Linked DNA regions of Homo sapiens: region 1 is linked to region 2. The links are chromatin loops, found by intact Hi-C in ENCODE. Cell type or tissue: Caco-2. All regions are shown on one strand.

Region 1 (8,000 bases), 100 kb after region 2:
AAGAAAATATGAAGAAGACCTATACATTAAAACTATAAAACATCCTTGAGAAAATTAAGTTAGACCTTCAAAAAACAAAGAGAAATATCTGCTTCAGAGACTAACAGACTCAACATTATTAAGATATTGGTCCTCCCAAAATTTATCTATGTACTCAGTGCATACTCAATTACATCAGTAGGCTTTTATAAAAATTGATATATTGATTCTAAAATGCAAAAGTCTTCGAATAATTAAAACAATCTTGAAAAAGAACAAAGTAGGACTCCATACACTCAGAGTTCATTACACAATCTCAACATTAGTATAAAGCTATAGGAATCAAGACTGTGGTATTAGCATAAAGGCAGACAATGAGATAAAGAGAATAGAGAGGACAGCAATAGAGCACATGGTCTTTTTACTAAGGTGCTAAAATGACTTAATAAAGGGAAAACAGCCTTTTCAACAAATGGTGCTGAAACAACTGGCTACAAATACAAAAAAAAAAATGAATCTCAATGCCGATATCACATCAGACATGAATTTGAGATGGATCACCAATCTAAATATAGTAGCTAAAAATAGAAGGCTTTTAGAAAAAAAAAACATAGATATCTTTGTGATCTGAGTATAAACAAGGATTTCTTAGAACACAGAAAATACTAACTGTAATAGAAAACAATTGATAAAATTATACCTTCAAAATTGAAAACTTCTGCTCTAAACGATAATTTTTTTAAAAAATGAACAAACCACACAGTCTGAGAAAATATTGCTAAAACATCTGACAAAGAACTCCTACAGCTCAACAATAAAAATACAAACATTTCAATTTCTAAAGACTGAGCAAAAAATTTGAACATATACCTCACAAAGGAAGATATAAAAATGGTTAATAGGCACACAAAAACCCCATGATTATGCTGATATATAACACAAATGCAAACAACAATGAAAATTAAGACCACAGAATACCACTACATACCCACTAGAATGGCTAAAATTAATATTAACAACAAAAAATATTAGGCAAGAACAGGGCATAAGTAGGAATATAAAAATGGTACAATCCAACTGGAAGTAGTATGCCAGTTTCTTTTAAATTTAAACATGCAACTACTGCCTAGCATAGCAGTTCCACTTCTGGTTATTTACCCAAAGAAAACAAAAACATATTTCCATAAAAACCTGTAGGAGAATATTCATATCAGCTTTATTTCTAATAGCCAAAAAATTGGAAACAAATGTTCATCAATAGGAAAATGAATAAACTGTGGAACATTGATAAAATGGTATACTGCTCAGTAATAAAAACGATTAATACATGCAATTGCAAGGATGAGTCTTGGACATTATCCTGAGTGAAAGGTGGACACAAAAGAGTACATACTGTATAATTCCATTTATATGAAATTTTCAAACAGTCAAAATTAATCTACAGTTAAAACTCAGAACAGCGGTTGCCATTTGATGGAAGCTGTGGGGAACCAACGAGGAAGAAAACTTCCCAGGGTGACAGAAATATTCTGTATCTTGATAAGGGTGATCCATTTTCCAAAACCTCAAGGAACTGTATATATACAATTAGGGTATTTCAATGTATGTAAAATTTTCCTCAGAAGATCTAAACAAACAACAAAAAGATTTTGTGCTCCTTGTTCATATGGCTTCACCAGTGAGGTCTTCTTGGCATTATTAAAAAGAAATAACACCAATCTTACACAAATGCTTTCAGAGAATTGAGAAAAAACACTTTCCAAATTGTCTTATGAGCTTAAATAATATCGTTCCAAAATGTAAGATTATAAAATAGACAAAGGCCAATCTGTCTCATGCACATAAACAAAAAAATTATAAACAAAATATCAGCAAATCAAACCCAACTATATATTAAAAGGCCAACTGAATTTCTATAGTACTGTAATATTGGTATATTTGAAAATTATAATATCAATATTAGCCAAATATCATAGTAAAATCATATCAAAACAGATATAGATGGAGCTTTTGATAAAAGTTAGCTCCTATTAATGATAAAAGCTATCTACAGACTAGGGCAAGAAGGAAAAAGAGTAATCATTTTTTTGAAAAGTAGTAGTAGCAAACTTCTTAATCATTAGTAAAATGCTGAACACTTTCTCCTGATTCACAAACCAGACAAGGATGATGCCCACTTTCAGCACTTAAATTCAACATTTTATTAAAGATCTTCTCTATTACAATAATAGAGGAAAAAGAAATAAAAGGAATAAATATTGGGAAGAACAAATGCTATCATTAATTGAAGATCAAGATGAACATATAGAGAATTCAAAAAATTTATGTACAAACTAGAAGAAGTTAATATAATCAAGTTCCTTAAATAAAAGATTAATATTTTTAAAGCCAATTGTATTTCTACCACAGCAAGAAAATAAAAAATAGAATTCTAAAACTATCCTTTACTAGCTTACTAAAAAACATCAGACTCAAAAAAATTAAATAAAAAAAGAATTGGATTGGGGCAGATAAAAAAAAGAAATCAGACCCATAAATTTAGTGAAACATGAACAAGACATCTACATTGAAAAATATTCCTCAAAGAACAAAAACAGAAACACCATTTGACCCAACAATCCCATTACTTGGGTATATACCCAAAGGAATATAAATTGTTCTCTTATAAAGACACAAGCACACATACATTCACTGCAGCACTATTCACAATAGCAAAGACATGGAATCAACCTAAATGCCCAGAATGGTAGACTAGATTTTTAAATGTGGTACATATACACCATGGAATGCTATGCAGCCACAGAAAAAAAATGAGATCATGTCCTTTGCAGGGACATGGATGGAGCCGGAGGCCATTATGCTCTGCAAACTAACACAGGAACAGAAAACCAAATACCCCATGTTCTCACTTGTAAGTGGGAGCTAAATGATGAGTACACATGGACACATAGAAGGGAACAACACACACTGGGACCTGTCAGAGGACAGAGGGTGGGAGGAGGGAGAGGATCAGGAAAAAATAACTGATGGGTACTGAGCTTAATAGGGCGATGAAATAATCTGTACAACAAATGCCCATGACACAAGTTTACTTATTTAACAAACCTGCAAGTGTACCCCTGACCTTAAGAACTGTTTTTAAAAAAGACTTCTACATTGAAAACTGTTTTTAAAAAATTAATAAGTGGCACACATAGGGGCCCAACTTAAAAGTTTCTTTGCAATTAAATGTGAAAAAGGTAGTCTTTAAAACAAACAATAATCAGAAACCACAAAGAATAAAGTGAACTTTGACCTATACCTCAGAAAACACAAAACAGTCAATACCAGAGAGATGAGACATCTAAATGTGAAAGGTTTGTCTTGAAAGATCAAAGAAAGAATTTATTTTAATTATTGGAAAATATGTTCATGACCTTGAGGTTAGAAAAAAACTTCTTAAAAACACAAAAATCACTAATTATAAGTAAAAGTTTAATTAATTGCACTCCATTAACATTAAGAATTTCTGTTCAATACAAGATCTTTGGAGAGAGGGAAATGCCAAGCCACGGAAAAGATTTGTCACACACACACACACACACACACACACACACACACACGTGTGCACATCTCCAACAACAGATTTGAATCTAGAATATGACGATAAGTCAGACAACTCACCCATGCAACTCCTACTTACCCAACCCCAAAATGTGTACTTCATGGAAAGGATATCTAAGTGATGTGAGGTGATATGAAAATGTGTTCAAATGTAGGCGCTATCAAGAAATGCGAAATGAAATAACACAATACGGCCACTCACTCACCAAAAAAAAACTAAAGTAAAAAAAAAAAAAGACCCATGTTAGCGAGGTTATAAAGCAACTGGGACCTTTATACACTGTTGACGGGAATATAAATCATTAACCACTTGGGAAGTTATTTGGCATTATCTGCTAAAGCTAAATAAGCCTACCCTGTGACCCAGCAATTCTAAATTTGTATCAAACACAAATAAGTGCTCATAGCTCCCAAAAGATATGCACAAAAATGTTTCTAACAGCATTATTCATAATGGCCAAAAACCATAAACAACTTGAACACCATTAATAAATAACTTGTGACATATTCATATTAAGAAAAATACTGTGAACCAGTGAAAAACAAGAATGAATTACAAAAGTGTACTGTTGAGCACAAGAAGCCAGAAACCAGAGTATATATTACATAATTCCATTAACATAAAACTCAAAAACAAGCAAAAAAAATCTATGGTGATAGAAGTCAGAATAGTTAACAAGGAAGTGATTATTCACATGGTGGGGGGGGGCAATGGGAGCCTATCAGAATGCTAGAAATGTACTATATCTTGATCTGCTTGATGGTTTATACAAACTCATACAAATGTAAAAATCTGGCTATGGCCAGGGGTGAAGCAAGGTAGCAGAATAGAAGCCTACACCATTCAAGCTCTCCCACACCATGCTGGAACAGCAAATTTTAAAAACTATCTGCAAAGAGAAAAGCACTCTCACAAGAACCAAAACTCAGGTAAGCAATCACAGTACCTGGTTTTAACTTCATATCTTGAAAAAAAGGCATTGAGGAAGACAGGAGAGACAGTCTTGAATCATGGATGCCACCCCTATTTCCTATTCCCTGGCAATGGCCATGAGGTAGAGAGAGAGAATATACTTCAGGGAGGGAAAGCGCAGAGACTCAGTGCTGCCCTGTCACAGCAGAGAATGAAGCCCTGCTGGGCTCAGCCAGTGGCCATGCTTGGAGGGGCATTTGACTAGCTCTAGCCAAAGGGGAGTCACCCATCCCAGCAAGTCAGAACGAGTTTCCCAGCAAGCATCACCACTGCAGGCTGAAGTGCTCTGGGGTCCTAGGTAAACCTGAATGGCAGTCAAGTTGGGTTCTAACAAGGACTCCAATTCCTAGGCAACTCCTAGTGCTTAGAGCCAGTGAACTAGGGTTGCTCATGACCTAGGGAGGCATCAGCTGTCCATCCCCCAACCCAGGCAGTGCAGCTCACAGGAACCAGACTGACTCCTTCCTTCTGCTTAAGAACAGAAGAGCAAAGAGTAAAGAGGACTTTGTCTTGCATCTTTTTTTTTTTTTTTTTTTTTTTGAGACGGAGTCTCACTTTGTCGCCTGGGCTGGAGTACAGTGGTGCCATCTCAGCTCACTGCCAACCTCTGCCTCCCAAGTTCAAGCAATTCTCCTGTCTCAGCCTCCCGAGTAGCTGGGACCACAGGCACGTGCCACCTCACCCAGCTAATTTTTGTATTTGTAGTAGAGACAGGGTTTCACCATGTTGGCCAGGCTGGTCTCAAACTCCTGACCTCAGGTGATCTGCCCACCTTGGCCTCCCAAAGTGCTGAGATTACAGGCGTAAGCCACCATGCCCAGCCCCGACATTGTCTTGCATCTTGGATACTAGCTCAGCCACACTAGAACAGAGCACCAGGCAGAGCCATGAGGCCCCCATTCCAGGCCCTAGCTCCCCAATGATATTTCTAGACACACTCTGGGCCAAAAGGGAACCGGCTGCCTTGAAGAGAAGGATCCAGTCCTGGCAGGACTCATCACCTGCTGACTAAAGAGTTCTTGGGCAATGAATTGCCACTGGGCACCAGCAATACCCAGGGAGTATGCTGTGGGCCTTGAGGTCTGAGACTACTTGCTTCAAAGGAGACCCAGCACATTCCCAGTTGTGGTGGCCACTGTGAAAGACTCCTTCTGTCTGAGAAAAGCAGAGGGAAAAGTAAAGGGAACTTTGTCTTGCTTTCAGGTATCACAGTGGGACAGAACAAAAGGCAGGCTTTTCAGATCCCCAAGTCCAGCCTCTTGGACACCATTTCTGGACCGGCTCTGGGCCAGAGGGGGGCCCACTGCCTGAAGGGTGAGTCCGAGGCCTGGCAGCACTCACCACAAGCTGATGAAAGAGCTCTTGGGCTTTAAGTGAACACTGGTGGTGTGGCCTGGCAGAACTGCTCATGGAACAGTCATGGTGCTGGCCACAGAGAGACGCTCCTCCTCTGCATGTGGAAAGGGGAGAGAAGAGCGGGAAGAACTTTTTGTATTGTGGTTTGAATGCCAGCACAGACGTAGTAAAAATAAAACATCAGGTAGATTGCTAAGGTTTTTAACTAGAATCGCAGGCTACCAGACAGCATCTCTGGACACACCCGGGGCCTGGGGAAACTCACCACCCTGAAGGGAAGGGCCTTGGGCAAGGCCCAGTGCTGTGCTGGCTTCAGGTCTGACCCAGCACAGTCCCAGTGATGGTGGCCACAGGGGTGCTTGTATCACCAAATCCCCAGAGTTCCAGGTGGCTCGATACAGAAAGAAAGACCCAATATGTTTGGAAGAAAGTAAAGTAAAAGAATAAGAGTTTTTGCCTGGTAATCCAGAGAAAACTTTTGGATCTTATCCAAGACCACCAAGACAATACCTATATAAGACTGCAAAAACCACTGTGTTATTGGCCTTTGAACCCAAGTCCCTTCAAATACCTGGAATGCTTTCCCAAGAAAGACAGGTACAAACAAGCCCAGACTGCAAAGTCTACAATAAATACCTAACTCTTCAATGTCCAGACACCGAAAACATCTAAAAGCATCAACACTATCCAAAAAACCTGACCTCACCAAATGAACTAAATAAGGCACTGGGGATCAATCCTAGAGAAACAGAGACACATGACATTTCAGACACAGAATTCAAAATAGCTATTTTGGGCCAAGCACGGTGGCTCACACCTGTAATCCCAGCACCATGGGAGGCCGAGGTGGGTGGATTACTTGAGGTCAGGAGCTCGAGACCAGCCTGGCCAACATGGTGAAACCCCATCTCTACTAAAAATATAAAAATTAGCCAGGGGTGGTGGTGGGTGCCTGTAATCCCAGCTACTCAGCAGGCTGACATGGAAGAATCACAGAACCTGGGAGGCAGAGGTTGCAGTGAGCCAAGATCGTGTCACTGCACTCTAGCCTGGGCAACAGAGCGAGACTTTGTCTCAAAAAAAAGCTATTTTGGCCAGGTGCAGTGGCTCATGCCTGTAATCCCAGCACTTTGGGAGGCCAAGCAGGCAGATCACTTGAGGTCAAAGACCAGCCTGGCCAACATGGTGAAACCCTATCTCTATTTTTAAAAAAATACAAAAATTAGCCAGGCATGATGGTGCACGCCTGTAATCCCAGCTACTCAGAAGGTTGAGGCAAGAGAATGGCTTGAACTTAGGAGGCGGAGGTTGCAGTGAGCTGAGATCGTGCCACTGCACTCTAGCCTGGGTGACAGAGTGACAGTCCATCTTAAAAAACAATAGCTACTTTGAGGAAACTCAAAGAAATTCAAGATAACACAGAGAAGGAATTTGGGATTCTATAAGATAAATTTCACAGATTAAAATAATTAAAAACGGGGCCAGGCGTAGTGGCTCATGCCTGTAATCCCAACACTTTGGGAGGCCAAGGCAGGCGGATCATCTGACGTCAGGAGTTCGAGACCAGCCTGGCCAACACTGTAAAACCCCATCTCTATTAAAAATACAAAAATTAGCCAGGCGTGGTATGCACCTGTAGTCCCAGCTACTCAGGAGGCTGAAGCAGGAGAATCGCTTGAACCTGTGAGATGGAGGCTGCAGTGAGCCGAGATCACACCACTGCACTCCAACCTGGGTGACAGAGTGTGACTCCATCTCAAAATAAATAAATAAACAAACAATAATTTTTAAAAATCAAGCAGAAATTCTAGAGTTGAAAAACTCAACTGACATGTTAAAGAATGTATCAGAGTCTCTTAATAGCAGAACTGATCAAGCAGAAGCAAGAATTAGTGAGCTTGAAAATGGTCTATTTGAAAATACACAGAGGTGACAAAAGAATGAAAAAGAATGAAGCATGTATAAGATCTAGGAAACAACCTCAAAGGGTAAATCTAAGAGTTATTGACCTTAAAGAGAAGGTAGAGAAAATAAGAGTAGAAAGTTTATTAAAGGGATAATAAGAACTTTCCAAATCTAGAGAAAGATA
Region 2 (8,000 bases):
AAGAAAACATAAAGCAACAATGGAGTAAAAGTGTATTAAAAGATTTATAACACAGATTAAAGTAAACTATGTAACAACAGTCATACAAGGAGTTGTCTAAAGGTTTCTACGTTGTTTGTGAAGTAGTAACATACAAATTATTAAGAAAAAGATATATAAAGACCTAATAGAAAAATGGGCAAGAACCTCGAACCAAAACTTCACAAGACTAGATATCCAAATGGATAGTAAATACATGAAAAGATATTCAACCTCATTATTCATCAGGGAAATGCAAATTAAAATCATGGCAGAACATCACTATACTTCTACCAGAATGGCTACAAGTGAAAAACGCGGACGATAAGTTCTGGTGAGGAGTTGAAGACAGTAGAACTCATACATTATTAGTAGAACTATATATTGGTATAGTCACTTTAGAAAACTCTTTGAAAATATCTTCTAAAGCTGAAAATCCTCTACTATATGGCCCAGAAATTGTACTCCCAGGTATATATCTGAGAGAAATAGTACATAGGACCACCAAAATAAATAGATAAGTATATTTGCACGAACTTTACTCACAGTAGTCAACATCTGGAAATAACCCAAATATTTACCAACAACAGACTGGGTAATTTTTTATTGCTGATATACAATGAAATACTAAACAGCAGTACAAAAAAAAAAAGAGCAAACTGCTGATATATACAAAACATGGGTGAATTTCAAAAAACAAGTGAAAGATGCCATACACAAAAGAGAATATACTGTATGATACCATTTATATGAAGATCAAAAACCGGTAAAAATTCATTAATGGTGAAACAACTTAGGATGATGTTTATTTCATAGTGGTAGGTTACAAACTGGGAAGGGACATGTGAGGACTTTACCCTATGCTGGACATATTCTACACATGAATATGGGTGAAGGTTACATCAGTGTATACATATACAAATATTTATTAGGCTTATACTTAAAAGTAGAATGCTTGCACACTTTGCTATATGTGTATCACCACAGGAAAAAAAAGAAACAGAAAAATTTCAGTCACAAAAGGGAAGTAATTCATATGCAGAGATCTTAACAACTTACGGAAAAACAGAAAATAGTCCATTCTATTGATGTCTACACAGCCTTTTTCTCTACTGGGCCTCTAAAAGTATGACAGTAAAGTTTTGTGATTGTAAAACTTTGATTAGTTACAAAAGTTCCTGATTATTTGTCCATAAATACATTCCTTCATTCACAAAATATGTAAGTAAAATATGTTACATCCTTTATTTTAGAGAAAAAAGCAGAAAAAGGAGACAGTAGTACTGGGGATATATATATGATTAAATTATAAATAGGATGGTCAGGAAAACCTTCACTGAAGGCCTCATTCAATTAGAGACTTGCTTCAAATAGAGAATATTCTAACATTCAAAGGTCGAAGAGTTAAGGAAAACTTAGCAAAGGAGACTGGGAAGGACAGGTTTATGAGGAAAAAGAAAACCAGGAGATAAAGTGCCCCAGAAGCCAAAAAAAAAAAAAGAGAGCGTTATCAGAAGGAATAAAAGGTCCATAGGGTCAAATATTGCTGATAGGTTAAAAGGTGAAGACAGAAATCATCACTGGATTTTACAACACAGGATAGGGAAATAGACTAGGGGAAATAGCATGAAGAGCTGACTTGAGGTGAGTGTCTGTGAATCTGAATTAATATTAGTCAGCACGTTGTGGGTGTTTTAAGCAAGCTGTCTTCAGCTGGATAGTTGAAGATACAAAGTTGTATTCAAACACAGTTGGGGTTCTGCCAAAGGTATTTGACAAAGAGAAAGAGGAACAATAGATTTGAAGGTATATGCCAGGGTATGACTATGGCTGACCAGAGAACGAAAAATGAGGGTATAAATAGCAGAGTTAAACGGTGATAGACTTGTAGGTAACGGTGGCAGTGAAGAAATACTGGAGTTAAGGGGTCAGAGAGAGAGCACTAAAAATTATGAGCAGGAGATTATAAAAGATTTGCTGGAAACTGCGATTAAAGAAGAGTTTTAGGTATTGTAATCTTAAGACATATCTTATTACCATAGGATGGACTGGATGAAACCAGGTGGAGTAAACAATCACTGAAGGTGAAGACTCAAGAAACTCACTCAGAATCTTAAAAAGTTTATGTGTATGTGCATTTTAAAATCACCAAATATGGCAGAAGCAATGCTGCAGAGAATGACAGTGTGAAAGGAGCTAGAGCTCTTAAAGATTGAGCAAATAATATAGGAAAAGTCATTAAAGTGCTATAACGAAGTGAGGAGGGTCCCATTTCCCCATCCCCAAAGGTATTCCCACACATTTTTATAAACATAAATATGTACCCACAGGAGACCAAAGCTATTTTGTTGTTGTTTACTATTAACTGTGTGATTTTACATAAATGGTATTATGCTGTGTTCTGCATACATCTCTACAACTTGATTTTTCACCACTTAAAATAATTTTTTTCAAAGATAAAACAACCACTTATAATAAACAGCTCATAACACTGTGAGTACAATTCAAAAAGTGAAAATATATTTAAAATATATTTACCTTGAAGTTTTCTACTGAGTTCAAGTTTTTCTTGCTCAAGGCGCTTAATTCTTCTTTCATAAGCTTCAGTTGCTAAGTTGTTGTCTAGAGTCCTCTGAACATTAACATCAAGATCCAGTGAGGTGGGACCAGCCGTAACTCTTAAACAGCTCCGATCAGAAAGTACACTGAAGAAAAGAAAAAAAAATGTAGGTTCATACTGTGATAAAAAGCTTGAAGAAAAACGTTAACATTTTTTAAAAATTGTTTTTAACTGACTCCACATTTATGGCAAAAACATTTTTAAATTGCTCATTTAAAACACAGATCTGAATATCTTGCAGTTAGCCAGCTGGAATAATTATAAAAATTTGTTTGCAAAATCACCATAAACTGTTTTTAGAAGCATTTTAAAAAATGAAAACCTAAAATCCCCCAAATTATTATGATTTTAAAAACCCCACAAATTATAAAATTAAGTTTGCTGAAGGGTTACTGGTAGTTTAAAACAATTTGACCACCTAGGTGAAACAGTAGTAGTCAAAAGCACCAACCACGGCCCTCTTTACTAGAATTTGAAATTCAAAAGCAAGTTTCTGTCTTTAATTCAATACAATTTAAATAAAAATGCTGAAACTGCTGGACATTTGGTGGTGAACAAAACAGACAAAAATCCTTGCCCATATAGAGCTTATATTCCAGTGACTGAGACAGAAATAAAGAAAATAATGGAGATATTCATTACATTAGAAAATGTTAAATGCTAAGGAGAAAACATAAAGCAGGAAAGGGAGAAATAAAGTATTGAAGAGGAGGAAATAAAAATTTAGATAAAGAAGTTAGGAAAGCTGTCACTGCTAAAGTAACTTTGGAAAAAGCTAAGTAAGGGTGAGGGGACCAGTTAAGGGAATATCAAAAGAAAGAATGTTCCAAGCAGATGAAACAGAAGTACTAAAGCCCCGAGACAAGAGTATGTCTGGCATGTTCACAGCCCAGAAAGGAGGCCTGTGTGGATGGAGTTGAGTAAACAAGGAAAAATAAACTCAGAAAGATAAAAGTAAGGCAGTCATGTAGGGCCTTGTAAGAAGTTTGATTTGGAGTTAAAATATGAAGCCACTGGAGTTGGGGATGGGTGGACTGGTTCTGAACAGGGGAGTGACATGTTCTGATTATCTTTTAAGAGGATCACCTGAACAGGATCAGAGAACTAAAAGAAAGTTATTTACATAGTAAGTGGGTGGTTAAGACAGATTTTTAAGTAGACGAGAGGAGAGGTCTCAGTTGGAGATGCACGTTTAGGAGTCATCAGCAAATCTTTGGGAGAACACTACAGAGTTTAGATGGAAAAGAGAAGTCCAAAGACTGAGCCATAGGACACTCTGATATTAACAAGCCAGGGAAATCAGGAGGGATCAGGTATGGAGACTGAGAAGGAATGACCAGCAAGGTGAGAGAAACTCAGTCAAGTGCCCTAGAAGACAGGAGAAGGTGGTATTTTAAAAGTATGGAGCTGTGGCAAATAAGATGAGACTAAGCAAATAAGTAAGACTAGGACTGACAAGTGATCATTAGATTTAGCAACATGTTGGTCAACAGTGACATCGATAAAAGTAGTTTGCATGAAGTGATGGGGGCACACACCTGACTGGAATGGATTCAAGAAACAACAGTATGAGAAACATAAACAAAATATAGTCAACAGTTGAAGTAAATTTTCTATAATGTAAAGCAGAGACATGGTTGATAAGAGGTAAAGGAAGAGGAATCCAGATTTTATATTTTGCATTAAGATGGAGAACTGACATTTGTAAGCTGATAGAAATGATCTGATGATGCAGATGACACAAGAAGAAAAAAATTCATGACATGAAAGCAAAACATGCACTAGACTAGCCAGGAAGGGATGGAAGATACTGGCCTTACTAGAGGCTTGCACAGTTCATCCATGAAAAGAACAGAGAATTTGGGTCTAACAGTAAGTAGGCGGTAAATATGGTAACTGGAGCTTGTGGAAGTTGTCTGCGGTTTGCCTCAATCCTTTCAGTGAAAGGAGATGCAAGCTGAAAGTGAGGATGACAGAGGTTTCAAACTCAAGTAGAAAGAAATAGGCCAGATGCAGTGGCTCACATCTGTAATCCCAGCAACAGGGGAGGTTAAGGCCAGAGGACGGCTTGAGGAGTAGGAGGCTGTAGTTATCTATGACTGTGCCACTGCACTCCAGCCTAGACAGCACAGCAAGACTCCATTTCTAAATCGTTTTAAAAATTAGCTGGGCATGGTGGCTTGTGCCTATTGTCCCAGCTACTCAGGAGGCTGAGGCAGGGGGATCATTTGTGCCCAGGAGTCTGAGGCTATAGTGAGCTAGGACTGCACCACTGCATTCCAGCCCTTCTGCTGCCCAGAACAAGACCCCATCTCTTAAAAAAAAAGAAAGTAAAAAATAGTTACTAGGTGAGTGGAAGAGTGAATATACTAGGGTAATACAGTACATTTGTCAGACAAGGGGGACTTGAGGTTGGTAATCATGAATTTAAAGTAGACCAGTAAGAATAGTCAGCTATTTTTTCTAGTCATTTGGAACTGTACAGGTAGAGAATAAAATTGTAATAGTTAATGTTCACTTAGCAAAACAAATATAACAGAATGAGAGACAGTCAAAGGAACTGAAATGGCATACAAGGAGTGATTATAATCATTCTCAATGGAATTTAAACAGGGTAAGGGGGAAATAGGGAATATAAGTGAAGTGAGGGTCAGTGAAAGGATGGTAGAATTAATGGGTTGAAAGTTCTCCTGCTTGACATCTAGAGAATATTCAACAGCGTGAAACTCTTCTAATTACTGCTTCATTGGTAAGGATTAGATTCTGAGCTCTCTGTTCCATTCTTTCCCCTCCAAAACGAGTTAAGATTTTCATGCGTTCTATTCATTTTGTAATGCTTAACTTTCTATTTCCAGCAGTAGGCTCACTCTATTTTTTAAAAAGTTTTAATTCACAAAGTTTTCTCATACATCTTTTACGAACCTCAATTCAATTTAATTTGCTTTAAATTGTCCAAACTATGTTAACTTTTTTTTTTTTTAAGACAGAGTCTCGCTCTGTCACCCAGGCTGCACTGCAATGGCGCAGTCTCGGCTCACTGCAACCTCCACCTCCCAGGTTCAAGTGATTCTCCTGCCTCGGCCTCCCGAGTAGCTGGGATTACAGGCACCTGCCACCACGCCCACCTAAGTTTTGTATTTTTAGTAGAGATGGGGTTTCACCATATTGGCCAGGCTGGTCTCGATCTCCTGACCTCATGATACACCTGTCTTGGCCTCCCAAAGTGTTGGGATTACAGGCGTGAGCCACTGCACTTGGCCCAAACTATGTTAACTTTTCAAACTTACCAGCTACTAGTATATGTAAAACCAACAAATGGCAGATGGTGGCCAGAAAATGCAGTATGTGTTGGTGGGGGCATCGTTTCCTAAAGGAGGAAAAAACATCTGGTAAGAAATAGATAGCTATATGATCTGTAGGCTTGGCTATAAATATAAAATGCCAAAAAGAAATATTTAAAAAAAAATTGTGACTGTTCAATTTTAAAACACTGGTAAGTTTGGTATAGTTGTTTAGTGATATAAAATTTAGACCATGAACACTGCTACTCTAAAATTCTAATTAAAGTAAAATGAAGATTCAAAGTCTGATATTGAGAATACAGTCATTATTATTCATGTATTCTGTATTTGCAAATTTGTGTAGAAGCTAATATTTATTTGTAAACCCCAAATCAATACTTGTGGTAATTTTATGATCATTTGTAGACACGTGCAGAGCAGAGAAAAATTTGAGATGTCCTATGCTCACATTCCCAGCTGAGGTTGAACAGGAGAGGCTCTGCCTTCTCATTTAAGCTCTCATATTATAAACAAGTGTCCTCTACAGGGTCTCTTTGGTGTCATGCATTTCACATTTTTGGGCCCTCTGTATGTGATTCACTGCTTGCAAAGGCTCCCAAGCATAGTGCTGAAGCGCTGTCTAGTGTTCCTAGCGCCAGAGGACAGTGATGTGCCTTTATGGAGAAAATAATGTGCTAGAAAAGCTTCATTCAGGCACGAGTTACAGTGCTGCTGGTGGTGAGTTCAGTGGTGAGTTCAGTGTTAATGAATCAACAACATATGTTATATAAAGTGTCTTTAAAGAGAAGCACACATAAAACAAGACTATATATTGATCAGTTGATCAGAGGCTCACAGAAACCTAACCCTGTATTTCCCTCAGAGCAATGGTTCAATATTAGCTAACAGTGTTCAAGGCAACTATATAGAACATAACCTCCATGAATAATTAGGATCAACTGTACTATGTATTTAATTTGGAATGATTCATAATTTGTTAACAGTAAATATAATTCTATTTATAAAAAATTGGTAAGAGAAGTCAGTTTAATTATTCTTTGTGAAGTTTAGACAGGAAAGTATGAGAAATTTTTATCTGCCTTGAATACAGTACTAGGATGGTTTTACAATTATCAGTTATCAAACAGTGATCACAGCTTATTGTATTGAAATAGTATTCACTGTTTCAGTGAAAAGTTATATAACGTGTACCGATTATGTACCCACAAAAATTAAAAATAAAGATTTTGTTAAGTCATATAACATTAACATAAAAATTTTTAGTACAGGATTAAAGCCATAGTAAATAAAATAACTGAATAAAAATAAAAGCTCAAATTAAGAAGGCTAAAAAGGGGCCGGGAGCAGTGGCTCATGCCTATAATCCCAGCACTTTGGGAGGCTGAGGAGGGCGGATCACAAGGTCAGGAGATCAAGACCATTCTGGCTAACACGGTGAAACCCCGTCTCTACTAAAAACATAAAAGTTAGCCAGGTGTGGTGGCGCACGCCTACAGTTCCAGCTACTCAGGAGGCTGAGGCAGGAGAACGGCGTGAACCCGGAAGGCGGAGCTTGCAATGAGCCGAGATTGTGCCACAGCACTCCAGCCTGGGAGACAGAGCGAGACTCTGTCTCAAAAAAAAAAAAAAAAAAAAAAAAAAAAAAGAGGAAGGCTAAAAAGGCAAAAAACTCAAAAATTTTAAGTTCTTATTTTCCTAAATTTTAATCTCATATAACCTAAAGGGTTATAGCAGAGGTCAATATACTATGTTGGCCTGTTTTGGCATGGCTCACAAGTTAAGAATGGTTGAATTATTTGGCTATTGGACTGGCCGAATAATTGGCTTGAGGTCTGTATTCACCTCAGGCAGGGCTATACCTCAGAGCTATACCACGTCTGTGGACTATTTTCCCTATTGATTTCCTACCAAGTTTGCTATTGTTAGCAGCAACACACTGGGCTTGGGTATTTAGTCCTGGAATCTGCCCTCTGTATCAGCAAAGCTGCTGATTTTTCTATCCAGTTCCATGCTACTAGTACTACTGTCCCAGACCAAGTCAGTAGTGGGGATGGACGTGT

The links. A loop is a pair of places that touch in the nucleus more often than their neighbours do. Peaks named below come from ENCODE experiments on the same cell type or tissue, not always from the same donor. Only the 100,000 strongest peaks of a DNase experiment are listed, where the experiment ranks them.
Region 1: it touches region 2 in a loop (10-fold over the local background); 3 of 110 quality-filtered maps call a loop at or near these places.

Annotation. Positions count from the first base shown.
Region 1 is chr1:227,240,213-227,248,212 of GRCh38, forward strand. The region is part of intron 2 of CDC42BPA (CDC42 binding protein kinase alpha); the gene reads right to left. Among named protein-coding and RNA genes, the nearest start is that of CDC42BPA, 74 kb to the right of the region's middle. In Caco-2, no CTCF peak of the experiment used is centred here; no DNase peak of the experiment used is centred here; H3K4me3 peaks cover 406 bases.
Region 2 is chr1:227,137,020-227,145,019 of GRCh38, forward strand. CDC42BPA (CDC42 binding protein kinase alpha) reads right to left here. Exons shown (of 37, transcript NM_001394014.1): 9 at 5,926-6,005; 10 at 2,557-2,723. Among named protein-coding and RNA genes, the nearest start is that of CDC42BPA, 180 kb to the right of the region's middle. In Caco-2, no CTCF peak of the experiment used is centred here; a DNase peak (open chromatin) is centred at 3,572.